Linked DNA regions of Homo sapiens: region 2 is linked to region 1. The links are chromatin loops, found by intact Hi-C in ENCODE. Cell type or tissue: heart right ventricle. All regions are shown on one strand.

The links. A loop is a pair of places that touch in the nucleus more often than their neighbours do. Peaks named below come from ENCODE experiments on the same cell type or tissue, not always from the same donor. Only the 100,000 strongest peaks of a DNase experiment are listed, where the experiment ranks them.
Region 2: it touches region 1 in a loop (4-fold over the local background); 103 of 110 quality-filtered maps call a loop at or near these places.

Annotation. Positions count from the first base shown.
Region 1 is chr9:130,764,804-130,772,803 of GRCh38, reverse strand. It overlaps a transcript of ABL1 not described here. Among named protein-coding and RNA genes, the nearest start is that of ABL1, 66 kb to the left of the region's middle. RefSeq lists enhancers at 3,946-4,750, 4,751-5,556, 5,791-5,840, 5,851-5,910, 6,121-6,180 and 1 more and a silencer at 7,195-7,244. In heart right ventricle, CTCF peaks have their summits at 1,464 and 1,666 (motif pointing left); a DNase peak (open chromatin) is centred at 4,383; H3K27ac peaks cover 578 bases.
Region 2 is chr9:130,856,078-130,864,077 of GRCh38, reverse strand. It overlaps ABL1 (ABL proto-oncogene 1, non-receptor tyrosine kinase), which reads right to left. Exons shown (of 11, transcript NM_005157.6): 4 at 1,043-1,315. Among named protein-coding and RNA genes, the nearest start is that of ABL1, 25 kb to the right of the region's middle. RefSeq lists enhancers at 590-1,090, 1,091-1,591, 2,653-3,500, 3,501-4,350. In heart right ventricle, CTCF peaks have their summits at 87, 287 (motif pointing right) and 3,125; DNase peaks (open chromatin) are centred at 3,097 and 5,577; H3K4me3 peaks cover 958 bases; H3K27ac peaks cover 5,281 bases.

The DNA.
Region 1 (8,000 bases):
ATCCTCGACAGTGAAGCCCCTTGGGCAAGCATTCAGTTGGATCCTCACCTAATCCCTGTGCCCTGCGTTTTCCTCTTCCCATGCCCTTGCTCAGGACATTCACTCTGGCCAGATTCTGTGTCTCCTGCCTGTACACTTTCCTCTTTTCAACAGATTTGGGGTGTGGTGAAATTCCACCTCAGTACCCCAGGCCTCTTCATATGCCCAGATCCCGTCTCCTCCTCTTCTCCCACCAAAAACCACTCCCATCTTTTTCCCTGACCAGTCACCCTAGTGAGGAGATGTCTCTTTCCTCTCAACCGCTATAATTCTTCACATGTCTATTACTAACGTCAACCCAGTAAGGTCTAGCATTTGAATCCAGTGTCTCAGTGTTTCATCTTCTCTATTCAATTCCTGAAAATCATGACCATCTGTGAGTCTACAGTAGCACAAGCTCAATGCCTTGTACTCATGTGGACAAACAGTAAATACTTGGCAAGGGAATTGATAAGCATATGAAGGATGAAAATCCTTCAGGGAGAGTGTATGTTTGGGAGATATCTCTCTACCAAAGATGCAGGTGAGCTGACCAGACCAGTGTTCCGATGTAAATGACTGAAATCCAGCCAGTCACAACTGCTTAGAAGTATCCATTTCAAATCTAAAAGGCAGGGAAATACTGTGCTTCAAGAGAATCACAACTGAAATGTTAACATTATTCTCCCTAAGGCAGTTACCAGGAAGCATTTTTTAAAAACACCAACTTTTGGCTGGGCGCAGTGGCTCATGCCTGTAATCCCAGCACTTTGGGAGGCCAAGGCTGGCGGCTCACCTGAGGCCAGGAGTTTGAGACCAGCCTGGTCAACATGGCGAAACCCCATCTCTACTGAAAATACAAAACTTAGCTGGGCGTGGTGGCACGTGCCTGTAGCCCCAGCTACTCAGGAGGCTGAGGTGGGAGGATTGCTTGAGCCCAGGAGGAGGAGGTTGCAGTGAGCCAAGATTCTGCCACTGCACTCCAGCCTGGGCGACAGAGTAAGACTCTGTCTCAAAAAAAAAAAAAAAAAAAGAAAGAAAGAAAGAAAGAAAAAGTCATTTGACCAAGGAAACTATACTGCAGCTTCTCTTAGGCTGGGTACTGCTGCTATCCCAGTATGACTTAAGAACACATTAGGTTAAAAATAAATAAATAAATAAAAACATCAGCTTTTGAAGGATAAATACCTATGATACTTTCCTTACAGATGTATTTTTTCTTTTCCTGTCAAGCACATAAACTTCTGAGTGAAGATATTTGGAACACTTAAAAAGTATAACATCAGTTAATGTACATGAATATGTCATAATGCCTAAGAAAGAACAAATGTTCCTGTATTTTGGCATCTGTATAAGTTATCAAGCTAATAAAATGACAGGACCCTACTTCCCTAAAAAAAACTTAAAGCACAAATGTAGAATATAAACTGGCACTCTACTTAGAAGGCTGAGGTGGGAAGATCACTTGAGGCCAAGAGTTCAAGACCAGCCTGGGCAACATAGTGAGGCCCCATCTCTACATACATACATACATACATACATACACACACACACATACATACATACATACAGCTGCCCCTATCAACTCCATGCCTAATACTCAATGCTGGCCTACAATTTTCAGTTTGGCTTTTGAAGGGAGCACCACCATGTGGTGAATGTTTTTAGTACACTTTTAATACAGATCCCAATAGGATGTTATATACATGTAAAAAGGAAGAAACCAATTATCCAGGCCCAATACAATGTAAAATAAACAGATATAGACACATTTTATAACATTACTTTTATACTGACCAAATTTTAGAGTTCAACTATTAAGAGTTGAGATATTATCTGTTCCTTCAGGAGGATTCAGATTATGAACCTCCTTTCATGTTAGTAAGTGAGACCCAGAGTCGGTAATTCACCCAAGGGACTAGGTTAAGGGGTAGGCTGGGAATGTGATAGTACCGGGTCTACAACCCTGGTCTCCTGCCTATTTATATTGTCCCACATCTCTTCTCTTTTATGTGAAATACAGATTATTTGGAAACTTAAATTTTTATTTATTTAACAAGCAGATATATAGCATTTACTATGTGCTGTAACTGTTCTAAGCACTTTTAAATATTTGAAAGCAATATTTAGAACAGTGCCTGCACACAGTAAGCACTATATGTGCCAAGTAATTAAAAGTTTGAAACCTCCAAAACCTCCAAATAATTTGCATTTCGTGCCGCTCCTTTCCTATGGAGACTCTGAAGAAGACTGTATTGTCAATCTTTTAAACATTTTTGGAGACAAGTGCTTATGCTGTGGCCCAGGCTGGAGTGCAGTGGTGCAGTCATAGCTCACTATCACCTCAAACTCCTGGGCTCAGGTGATCCTCCTGCCTCAGCCTCTTGAGTAGCTGGGACTACAGGTGTGCACCACCACACCCGGCTAATTTTTCAATTTTTTGTAGAGATGGGGTCTTGCTACATTGCCCAAGCTGGTCTTGAACTCCCGGCTTCAAGTGATCCTCCCGCCTTGGCCTCTCAAAGCATTGGGATTACTGGCATGAGCCACCATACCCAGTCTTATAAATCTTAATAATCTTCTAGGGTTTAAAAAAAAAAGAGAGAGAGAGAGACAGAGAGAGAGACAACTGGTAGAAATAAAGACAACAAAGCCAGAGTTCTGTGCTCTAGGACCCTGGAGCACTGTCCTTCAGCTGGTGAATGGATAAACAAACTGTGGTACATCTATGCAAGAGAATACTACTCAGAGACACAAAAGGAGGAAATGTGGATAACATGCAACAACGTGGTTGACTCCTCACCCATTATATTGAATGAAAGAAGCCAGATTCAAAGGCTTCAGACTGTACTATTCCATTGATATGACATTCTGGAAAAGGCAAAACTACAGGGACAAAAAAACAGATCAGGGTTGCCAGCAGCTGGGAGAAGAGAGAAAGGATGACTACAAAAGGGCCGCACAAGGGAATTCTAGGGGGTGATAGAACTGTTCTGTATCTCAAAAGGGGTGGCAATTTCACAAGTGTATGTATTTGTCAAAGTCCATAGAACTGTATAATAAAGAAGGGGAATATTATGATATGTAAATTATACCTCAATAAACCTGACTAAAAAATAATACAATACAATACAATAAAAGACTAGGGGCCGGGGACGGTGGCTCACACCTGTAATCCCAGCACCTTGGGAGGCCAAGGTGGGTAGATCACCTGAGGTCAGGAGTTTGAGACCAGCCTGGCCAACACGGTGAAACCCCATTTGTACTTAAAATATATATATACAAAATTAGCCAGTCATGGTGGTGCACACCTGTAATCCCAGCTACCTGGCAGGCTGAGGCAGGAGAATCGCTTGAACCCGGGAGGTGGAGGCTGTAGTAAGCCAAGATAGCACCATTGCACTCCAGCCTGGACAAGAGCGAAACTCCAACTCAAAAAAAAAAAAAAAAAAAAAAGACTAGGGCCATAGTTTGGCTCTCCAAATTAAAGCTAAAGAAGTTGCATTCCATAAAAGTTAAACAACAACTGATTAAACTGTTTTCCTCTATAACCGACCTACTCTAGTTAGACCTTTGGCCCTTACTAACTTTATAACTACCTTTTATAATAGTTACAAGTTATTGATCTAACTATACAACAAGCACTATTCTGTTTCTTTAGGTTTACTGCTTAATTTTCTGTGCCAATGACAGATGTATGTGAAATAAAGAGTGAAAAATTCCCCCTCACGTCCCCAGGCCATACCCACCCCGATCCATTCCACTCTCAAAAGATAACCACTATCGACAGACCTTTCTCAACATATTTACAGACCCGATTTTTCTCTGTAGTATAAATGGGATTATATTACCCTTGCTTTTCCATTGAACACATTGAACACATCAATCCACATAAAACTACCTCTAGCTCTTTAACAGCCACAGAGTGTTGTACAGAATGACAGCCACAATTATGTAGCTGTTCCCAATGAACAAATATTTAAGTTACTTCCAATTGTCTCTAGTTAGGTTTCTCATAGGGGTTTTAATTTAATTCTCACAAAGACCCTATAGAGTGGGCCTATTATAGACAGGTCCTCCAAGGCTTGGAAGGATGCACTAATTCGTTCCTTCAACAAAGACTATTCTGTGCCAGGAACACGACAGCAGACAGGGTCAGACAGAGCCTTGGCCATCAGGTAACTTACTACCGTTCTTCTTCACTGGCTCTAACAAGCAACATCCCCCAGACCAGTGCAAAGCCAGGCTGATGCAAGGGCTCTGGGGAGGCCTTTCAGCCTAGCTGGGGGCAGGGTGGTCATCAGTGGAAACTTCCTGTTTCTGCTCCTTGGTGCTGCCTCACTTCCACCGCCATCAGACTGAGGATACACAGCTAGTCGTCACTGGCTCTGTCCTGGGGGGACTTTGCTCTTGCCAGTGACAGTCTTCCATACGCTCTGAGTTGCTGCTAAATGCCCGTGCACACCAAGCCTCCCAAGTTACAGACCTAGCAGAGCATGAATTATTTTACAAATTCACAAATGTAGCAACCAAGTAAATCCTGCTGCCAGTCTTCCCATCAAGAAGGAAACAGAAAAAGCAGAGGCTGCAAGCTCTAATGCTTACAGGGTTCAGGAAGTTGTACACATAGGAGTGTATGGGGGTTGGGGGGAAGGGGGCTCTCCCATCTGGGTGATGCTGTTCAAGAGAGCAGCGGCTACTCAGCTCCAGCAGATAGCTACCATGTGAAAACGCAGGGTTTTGGAAGTAAAATATATTGTTTTAAAAAAATTACGATGGAAATCTTAAAATTTCCTAATTTTTAAATCCATAGGTTCCACTTCATTTTTTTCCTCGCAATTTCCATGTTAATTAAACCAAGTCATTTGTTGTGCAGAATTCCCACCAGTCTAAATCTTGATGATTGAATTTAACATGTCACTTTCTTCTGCATGAAACTTTATTTTCTCAAATGCAGGTGGCCATTTCTGTTTAAAAGAGATGTCCTATTTGTGAATGTGTGTGTACGTGTGTGTGAGTGTGCACACACATGCACACGTGCACTTTACTTCAGAGAGCTGGCCTGTGGCTGCTCTGAGGAATCAAATGTGTTCCCTTTTCATAAAACCTGCAGCTCCTCCAGAACTAAAACTCGGTATTCAAATATGAGGTCAGGCCGGGCACAGTGGCTCCTGCCTGTAATCCCAGCACTTTGGAGGGCCCAGGCGGGTGGATCACCTGAGGTCAGGAGTTCGAGACCAGCCTGGCTAACATGTTGAAACCCCATCTCTACTAAAAATACAAAAATTAGCCAGACGTGGTGGCAGGCACCTGTAATTCCAGCTACTCGGGAGGCTGAGGCACAAGAATCGCTTGAACCCGGGAGGCGGAGGTTATAGTGAGCAGAGATTGTCACTGCAGTCCAGCCTGGACAACAGAGTGAGACTCCGTCTCAGAAAACAAGAAGTCAGACTCTCCACTGTAACATGGCATTCTGAGGCCATGTGAATCTTTAGAAGAATGGGATCGCAAAGGGACTCCTGGAATTCCAAACAGATCTATCAATAATTGAATGAGGTAGTTTCAGATGGCATGAGCTGCAAAGAAATGAAAAGGGGAAGAGGACAAAGAGCTGATGCTGGTGTGGGTACTGTGGCCTGGGCCATCAGGGAAGGTCTTTCCGAAAAGATGTCATGTGAGCTGGGGCCTGCATGGGTCTGAAAGAGCCAGGCACCAGAAGCTGAGTGAAGGGCAGGGCCCAGGGAACCCTAAGAGGAAAAAGCACTGGCAGTAAACAAAGGGAGTGACAGGAGGGAAATTCGAGAGGGAAACCAGGCCCAGACCACGCAGGCTGTGGAGAGAAGCTGAACATTACTCTAACTGAGATGGGTACCCATCGAGGGACAGGAAACTGGGTAGTGAAAAGATCTGATGTAAGTTTCTAAGGGAGGGTCTCTCTGCTAGCAGGAGGAGGACAGACCCAGATGGCAACAGGAGGCTGGGAAGTCTTTGAGATCAGAGCCGGGGCAAGGCAGGGTGGGGCCGGGGTGGTAGCCCTGACAGCAGAGCAGTGGGTGGTGTGAGGTTTATTCTAGGCACTTGTGACTGTATCGGACAAGAAAGAGAGGGCAGAGGAGGAGGCAAGGATGAAAGCTAGAGGGTGGCAAGGCCCTGGGGGGAGATGATGCTGGGGTCACAGGCTGTGGCCTTGTCCCCAAGTCCTAAGGCATCAAAAACAGACAAGGCCAGGTTTGGTGGGAACTCACTAAGTCAAAAGAAAAGGCCCCTGCAAGTGCCTACACTTCCTCATCTTCCTAACCACGGGGCACACTCATTTGTATCCCAATGAGACACATCCAGTACCTGCACCCTCCAGCTCCCTGTCAGAAGCCACCAGTGGTGGGGCCGCCCTTCACTGCATGTTTACCACTCTTTCCTCAGGGCCCTACGCAGAAGTCTGTCTGCGGTCATGGATCTCTTCCTGGGCCTACAGTAAGGCATCTGTCCTGACAGTAAGGCATCTGTCCTGCCCAGCAAGACCCGCCTTCCAGGCTCCAGTCATCCGCATGCCCCTGAGCAGGCTGGCGGGGGCACTGGGGGCCGAGGCTTCTTGGTATGTGTCTGTGAGTGCCATGGCCGCATTCTTGAGAGCGCACCAACGCATGCCACGGCCCGGGGCCCTCACAGTCACAAGCTCCTGAGCAGCAGTTTCTCTGCAAGCCTGGGAAACAGGTCGTGGGCGATGACCTGCACCCACTTCATCTCCATCTGCCAAATACAGTCTGATGAATTCACCCAATTCTTCCCTTTATCTTTTCTTTCCTCAGGGAAGCACTCAAATATGAGACCAACACCCTGTCCTTGTGACTGCTTCTTTACCAAATTCTGCTGACAAACCGTTTTTCCACCAAGCCACCACAGACAAGTGATTAGTTTGGTCATTGCCAGGATTAAGAAAACCTGCCTATTATGCCCCATTAGATTCACAGTAACTTTCCAAAATTTCAATATGTGTTCAAGCATTAAATCTGTGGCATAAAGAAGAAAGCAGCAAAGGGAACTGGGGGGCCTAAAGAACAGAAGAGAAACACAAAGGCTGTCAGGTCTAATTGTGCCTCTACGTTACCAAATGACTTTCATTTCCTTCCTTATAAGAGAAATGAATACTGATCCGTCACTGTTAACACTCAGGTACACTGACGTACCCAGTAGACCTTCCAGAAGGGCAACTGGCAATATGTATCAAAAACCTTTAAAAGTTTCTATTCTTTTGATGTAGAAATTCCACTTCTAGGAATTTATCGTAAGGCCATAAGAATGTACAAAAATGGATCATGAAGATTCTGGGAGAAAAACTACAAACAATAGAAGCATTTGAGGCTTAGGGAAATGAATCATGGCCTATCCAACACCACAAGGATTTCCATGTAGACAGGATTTCCATCCTGCTAGCTACACGTTTTGAAGTGGGGGAGCAGCACCCAGGTGGCCCCCGGGTTGCTGGCTGTAGCACTGTCATAACCAAACCAAAGCCTCCCCTTGTACCTCTGAAAAAACCCCTTGAGAAGCTGATGAAGGATATGGACCTCCTCGCCCAAAAATAGCAAACCCAAAAACCAATAACCAAACATGAGACTGCACAAATGTTTGCATGTAATTTCAGGAAGCCTTAGAAGTCCAGAGGAAAGCAAATTATTCATATTTAACAACAAAAAAATCATCTTGACAAAATGATGAATTCTGAAAATGATCAACTCTGGCCAAAAAGAAAAGGGTGGAGGAACTTGTCTTTGGTTAATCAGCACACTACAAATTCTACTTGTATCCCTTGTATCCTCTTTTTTTTTTTTTTTGAGACAGTCTTGCTCTGTCACCCAGACTGGAGTACAGTGGCACAATCTTGGCTCACTGCAACCTCCACCTCCCAGGTTCAAGTGATTCTCCCACCTCAGCCTCCCAATTAGCTGGGATTACAGGCATGCGCCACCACGCCCAGCTAATTT
Region 2 (8,000 bases), 91 kb before region 1:
TACCAGTCAGAAATCATACTTCCCATTTCACTATGCCTTTGGGTGAAGGCATCAGGTCAGTCAAGGAGTCCCTAAAAGGCAGGCATGTGGCTGCACCAGTCTCAATGTGTGCACCTGACTTCTGAGACACATGCACAAACTAAACTCTATTTTTCCCAGAGGTGGATGTTTCAGTTCTTTTCTAACAGCTCTAAAAAGGGGCTGCCTCTCTTGATTTCTGTGCACAGGTCAAGGTAATCAAAGTTCATTTAAAACAAGTGGAAATAATGTAAGTCAACACTAGGGGACACCCTCGCCACAGGGAAAAGCCTGGATCACATTTTGAAGAATGCAAAGGGCTGAAAATGAAAACTTCCTTCCCTTGGCGTCCTAAGGGTTTCAAAGAACTTCAAAAGAAGAAAAAAACCTGCCTGGAAACTACAAACACTATTCATTAGTGGAGAGGGTAAAGTCCCAGTTAACAAGAAAGACCAGACTGTATCTGAGTTGGTCAAAAGCGAGTTTCCTGGATGCCTTTCTAGCGGGGACACTTCCACCTCTGCCTGCAGGAGTCTGGGCAGCTGCAGAATTGGAACCCACTGGGGATGCCCAGGGCACCTGCCTTCCAAATCAGCCAACAAAAATCCACAGAAGAGTCAAATGCATTTTGGTTAAATCTTCTTTCAAAACTCAGAGATCTTTTTTTCCTCCTTAACTCTCGGTAGGAAGTGATCTCCATGCCGCACGAACAGCATGGAAATCCACGGCTTTAAAAGAACCTTGCCATAAAATGAGAAAACCTCTCCAAATGACTAATCTTTTTACACCAAAACCCCTCCATGCTTGTCAGCTCTCACCATATGTGGAAACACACTCGGACTATGAGAATGATTCCACTCCTACAAAGACACAGGAATGATATAAGACGGAAAAGTCAATTCCGTGGCGCCAATGAAGCCCTCGGACAGCAGGCAGGAGGTAGACTTCCAGGCAGATGCATCGCCTAATGCCAGCAGACGCCTTGCCCCACGTACCCTGGGCACCCCCGGCAGTCCCAGCCTACCTTCAAGGTCTTCACGGCCACCGTCAGGCTGTATTTCTTCCACACGCCCTCGTACACCTCCCCGTACTGGCCCCCGCCCAGCTTGTGCTTCATGGTGATGTCCGTGCGTTCCATCTCCCACTTGTCGTAGTTGGGGGACACACCATAGACAGTGGGCTTGTTGCGCTTTGGGGCTGGATAATGGAGCGTGGTGATGAGCCCGTCGGCCACCGTTGAATGATGATGAACCAACTCGGCCAGGGTGTTGAAGCGGCTCTCGGAGGAGACGTAGAGCTGAAGGAAACAGGGAACAGCCTTCAGCCCACAGAGACAGGCAAGCTCAAAGAGCTCACGTGAGCCAGTTTGGCTGAGCCTTAATTCACTACACAGCAAAATCTCACATAAGGAGCTCTCCACACAGGACAGAGTGTTTAGAAGATCACTTCTGCTGTCTTTCTCTACGTGTGCTCTAAGTTACTCGCTCAAGCAAAAAGACACAATAAAAGGCCTCAGGGCCTCTGTACCTGCTGCTGCTCCCTCTGCCTGAAATCTCCCACTCCCTCATCTTCCGTGCCCAGTTCTCGCTTCCCGTTCCAAGGCCAGTTTTAAGGTCCGTGAAGTCTTCCCCAACCACCCAATCTAAAGTCATCACACGGCACGGGTCATCCTACCACCTGTCTTACTTCTCAGCAATGGACCCACTACTAGCTCATAATTTCCTGTTTATCTGCTTAATTACTGTCTGTCTCCACCTAAGAGCATGCAAGCTTCATGAAAGCAGAACCCTAAGCTGTCTTCATTCCAATGTTGAGAACAGGAAATCAACATGTAATAAGTACTCAATAAATAACTGTTGATTAAATTAACACATGGTAGAACTTGGTGGGTAGTTGCTGGTAGGAAAAGCGAAGAATTCATTTAATTTATAATTTAAAGGGGATAAACCTAGAATGAAATAGTGACCAGAAGATGAAAACCACTAAACACATCCAACACGAGGAAGCAAAAGGAAGGATTTACGACACAAGAGCATTCGGTCCCCGTGTGAGAGCTACAGCAGGTGAGGACCTAGGGTCAAACCCTGCATGTAGAGTTTGCATCTGGACACAACAGAGCTGGAGAGGAAGGAGAAGGAGCAGGCTGGCAGAAAGCAACAATGCAGTGGGTGCCAGCTACCTGTTTTCTTCTCTTTTCATTGGTGTGGCAAGGGAATACTTCCTTACCAAAAACAATTCCACATGAAAAATCCACATAAAACATCTGGACTCCAGGCACATAACTGAATCTACTGGCTTGCTCAGGGTAGCCAACCATCACTGAAGGTGGAAAGAAGACTTAAAATCATGACTAGGCATTCAGAAGACTTGCCCAAACTGCAAAGATGTGGGAAGAAGGAGCAGATTTGGGACAGTGGTGATGCTTGGGACGAGAGGGAGAAAAGGGAACAGGATCAGGCTTCAGCTATAACTGTAATATCTTATTACTTAAAAAAAAAGAAAAGGGAAGAAAAAGCCTGAAATACACACAGCAAGGCCAAGGCCTTTGGCTGTGGGTTATGTCAGGCACCATTACTATACGTCTGTAATAGTAAATAAGAAAAATGTTTTTAAAAGAAGGTAGCAAAGAAATATACAAGTTAGTCCCATTGACAACTCTCAAGAAGGTAAAAAGGATTCGTCAACAGGAAGGTTTCTCTTTCTTTTGTTTTGCTTGGGGAGATAACACAAGTGAATTCCTAAAACAGGCAAGCCAAAGGCACACATTTTGGGGTTACAATCTTTTGGTAACAATATCACTAAAATAAAATTCTGAGAAACGCAAAACTTGTCTAGAAAGATTGCTTCACTCTGGGGAACTTGCTCAAGGTGTAAGGACTGTGGCCTGGGGACACTGGCTTATCCCTCTGCAAGACAGGACCGCTGAATGGCAAGACTTATCAGGATGTGGCGGCCCTGCTTTTATTCTTGAGAGCACGGAAGAGAAGCCTCTGAGTGAACTGCTCTAGGGACACACACCATGAGTCACGCTCAGACCCACGAACGTGCACACAGGAATGTGTCGGGGAGCGGAAGTCGGCACCGCTGAGGGCTGCCGTTAGCTTCATAACCACACGGTGACGTCCACGCACTCTCTTCACTGCTGGTCACCAACACAAGTGCTGCACACAAAGAAAACGGAGCGGGACCTGGGGTCAGCTCCCAATCCCCGACCCTCTGGAAAAGACTGTCAGCTGTCCGATTACTTCACTGCCGGTGGCAAGTGCTCCAACCCCTGTTCTCACGTTAGCTCAGCTGATGATGTGCTCCCTACCAAGGACTCTAGAGAAGTGAGAAAAGCCATTCCAAGAAGACATTCCTGCAATCAGAGCACCACTCCCATCTTGGAAATCACTGGCACAGTACAGAGTCAAAGAGCCCGTGTGGCCTGCTGGGCTCCAGGGCAGGGCACCTGGGAGCAAGTCTCATTATCCCTCTCTCCCGTCGGAGCAGGAAGCACATGGGCCTCAAAGGAGCGTTCCCCAACTGGCGGATCGGGTTCCTTCACTCCAAAGTGGAATGCTAAGGGCTCCCCTAAGTCCTAGTTTACGCAGAATTTCTTCTTGGGCTCATTTGATTCCCCCATTGGCTACTGTGTTAGAGACTTCAGTTACAGGAGGTTTCACTGAATGGCCCAACTTTATCCTTTTCAATAATTAAATTTATAGACCTTGTTGTGACTTAGTTCATTTTTCAACATAAAACTTACATACTGACACTTACTAAATACTAAAACCATTCTCCCCCAAAGGCACCGCATATTTGGTTCACAGCCATCTTCCCCGTGTCCCACTAACAGTCAAGGCTGGTGCTTCCTTCTGATTAGTTCCAGGTTTTGAGCAGCACTTGTTGGGGAACTGTGTAATCATCAGGAATTCATGGCATGTTCAGGGAAGAAAGTAGTGTCATGAATGGCATGTCATTACGCTATGCACCTGGTTCCATGAACACTCAGGTGCTCAGTCAGGGCTGCTGCCTCTCCCTAATCATGCATGAACCTGAAGGATGGGACTTGTCAAAGAAACGCTTAGAAACAGCATTTTGCCAGGAGCAGTGGCTCACGCCTGTAATCCCAGCACTTTGGGAGGCCAAGGAGGGCAGATCACGAGGTCAGGCGTTCGAAACCAGCCTGGCCAACATGGTGAAACCCCATCTCTACTAAAAATACAAAAATTAGCCGGGCATGCTGGTGGGCACCTGTAGTCTCAGCTACTTGAGAGGCTGATGCAGGAGAATCGCTCGAACCTGGGAGGCGCAGGTTGCAATGAGCCGAGATTGTGCCACTGTACTCCAGCCTGGGTGACAGCCTGTCTCAAAAAAAAAAAAAAAAAAAAAAAAAAAAAGGAAAGAAAGAAAAGAAACAGCGTTTCTTTTGACAGCCACACTGACAGGCCTAACGGAGCTTAGACTTGTGCAACCTTTGGCTGCTTTGGGCCCGGGAGTCCCACCTCAGACATACTGTTTACAGGTTGCTCAGCCAGGAAGCAAGTTCCCCCGAGAGCTGCTCACACACCAGCAGGAAGGCAAGCCTCGCAGTACACAAGAACGGTCCAAAGCCCCTCCACCAGAGCAGGTTAGCCATGTGCTCGGCTTTTCACCAGGAGGCCTACGCCTGCTGAGCCACTGTCAGGGCGGGTAAACCTTAAACATCTAAGAGGCTGTGTAAATGGTCCCTTCCTGCAACTCTGCTGAAGCTTAGGGCCTTGGATCTGTCACTTCAGCAGACGATGAAAATAAATGTCAACTGGGCAAATTTCTTTCAAGAAAAGGAAAGACTCTATTAAGGACTAGAAGGAATCGAGGAACGTGACAGGGGCATCTCATAGAAGTCAATGAGGTGTGGACACATTCAGAACTAAGAACTTTAGGCAGAAGGTGGTGAAGAAAAATCAATCTTCAATTCCGCTATGTCAACAGAGGGTTACAACTTTGGGAAAGGATCAGAACAATGACAGTCAAATCCCCGGGTACCCAGAGATGTTTGAGCCTGTCAAGGCTCCTAGGAAATGGCAACGGCTCGGTTTAGTATTGGCCCCTTCAAGAGTCCAGCTCATAACTCCCAGTCCCCAGCTCTGGGCCCCGAGCTGATGGTCCTCGGCTGATGACCCACAAGGGCTGCTGAAAAGCTCAGAACACGAGGAGAGACACAAATAAGAGCCAAGAGCGGGGAGGCAGAAAGAAATCCTTTGGGGCCTTACAGAAGAATCTTCTAAATTCAGTTGTTTTCTAAAGATGAGCTAATTTAAAAATAAGAACCAAACTTATTCAACCCCAGCCTATTCCTCCTATCGGTCTTAAAATTTCCCCTTAGAAATCCAAAAAGGATTGCATCGAAGTTCTGCTATGTGAGCAGCATTTTTCAGCGGCGAGCCACACGGTCACACGCATAGCTGTGGGAGCTCCCTCTAACGATGTTCACTCATTCCAGTGATACGATCCCACCCAATACACCCCCTCGAGTGCGGCCCTCACAGGAAGGAACCTCCGCAGACGGTCTGCTGGATGACGCTGTGGGCTCAGAAGTCCCCAGGTGCCCAAACGGCTGATGGGAGAGTCTGTGCCAGACGGGGAGGGAGGAGGCAAGACGCCAAGGGAAGTGTGATGTGTTGCCCAATGGTGGACACTGCCTGGTCACATAAGCTCCCTGTGCTCTACCTGGAATGAAACAAACCCACCTGGCACATACTAGCTTTTAGACAGAGGCATCTTAGGCAGATTCTCCCTCTTTGGATGAATCTCAAATTCTGCAAATCACATATCCCATACGCAGGCCTTTCCTTGCCCATTTGAACAGTATTTTAGATCAACCCCTAGCTAATGAGCTGTCACACTAGATCATGCCTGCCTGCATCTGTTCCAAGGTTGCTGATTAAACAGCTCTAGGGAAAAGAAACCATTATCCTGTTCGGTGCAAACCTCAAGTGACTATCTCGGTGCAGCATGACTTGCCTTGGATAAATAGCACACATGGGAAGCAAGCTGTCTGCTCCAGAAAATCACCCCCCATGGGCGGTGCACCCTGGTGTTCTGATTCACTAGAAAGGTACCCTTGTGGTCTGAAGGCTCTTTCAAAGGGCCCAATGTCCTGAAGTACGTCCCTCAGAATGGAAGAACGCAGCTCCACCTCTGGGATAAGAACAATAACCCAAAAAGCAAGCTGACAGGCCCACGTCTAGTCACACAGGGATAACAGGCTCTTTTGTCCGTCACGCACACTGCAGTGTTGGTACTAAAGAATTCTGCAGTGGTGGAAAGCATCAGATATGGGCAATAGGATTTCAGCCAGAAGACTTTGGGATGTGAAGAAAAATAAGAACATTAAAAAGGAAGTATATGTATGTTCATATGGTACAAGTGAATGTGTGAAGACAGCCAAAAAAAAAAAAAGTTAAAAAGGTAAGTGGGGACTAGCCTATCAGATACCACAACATGGTATGAAGCCATAGCAATTACAAGTTTGGTACTGGCATACGGATAGACAGACCAATGGAAGAGAACAGAGAGGTCAACAGGCCTAGATACACATATACACTTGGTATATTTCTAACATGTAGGAAAAAGATGAATTTACTAAATGGCATAAAGATGACCCAAAATATGCCACATGGATATTCAACATAATGAGATGCCATTCTTTACCAGTCAGAGTGACAAAGGTGTTTTTACATGTCTAATAATAAACTGTTGGTGTGGGTTAAGGGGAAACAAGCCCTTTCATGGATTGTTTGTGGGAGAACAAATTTGTACAATTTCTATAGAGGGTGACCTGGTGATGCACATAACCTTCAGTCAGTTCTGGCAACTTATCTGCACACACTTACACCCACATAAAGAAGCACGTGCAACGCATTTTCAAACCAGGCCATGGGCCACTAGTCAGTCTATGAAATAAATTTAGTGGATTACAACCAGAATTTTTAAAAAATGAAATAGAACAGAATGAAATACAAACTATCAGAGTGCGTTACATACAGTAAGGGTAGGTAAGACTTCATGAAACTTTTGTTATATTGTGAGGGCTGGGTGGTGGTGTAAAATGAGTTTTTCTTACAGCAGAACCAGATTTTTGAAAAGGTTTGAAAGCCACCTCATATCAGCATTATTTACAATAACTAAAGATTGGAAACAACCTAAAAGTCAACCAGCAGGGGACTACTGAAATAAGTGACAGTCCATCCACGGTACACAGTCACTGGTAAGAATGAGGCAGCTCTAAACCTGTTGCCATAAAACAATCTCGAAGGTGTATTATCACACGGGAGAAGCATGATGCATTCGCGTGCATGTATCATTTGCGTGCCTTTTTGAATATAAACATCCACATAAACATCTATATACCATCCATCTGTGTCCAGGTAACTCTAGAAGGAACTAGTACCAGTGCTTGCCTCTGGGCAGGAAAAGTGAATTAGGAGACGATTACTTTTTACTGTAATTCATTTTGTTCTTTTGATTTTTTTTAACCATATGCATGCATTACATACTATTTAAAAAATATAGGCTGGGCACAGTGGCTCGTGCCTGTAATCCCAGCATTTTGGGAGGCCGAGGAGGGCAGATTGCTTGAGCTCAATAGTTTGAGACTAGCCTGGGCGACATGGCGAGACCCTGTCTCTACTGGAAATACAAAAACGGCCAGGCGTGGTGGCTCACGCCTGTAATCCCAGCACTTTGGGATGCTGAGGCAGGTGGATCACCTGAGGTCAGGAGTTTGAGACCAGCCTGACCAACATGGTGAAACCCTGTCTCTACTAAAAATACAAAATTAGCTGGGTGTGGTGGTGCATGCCTGTAATCCCAGCTACCTGGAAGGCTGAGGCAGGAGAAATGCTTGAACCCGGGAGGTGGAGGTTGCAGTAAGCCGAGAACGCACCATTGCACTCCAGCTTGGGCAATGAGAGCGAAAATGCCATCTCAAAACAAATAAACAAACAAAAAACAGC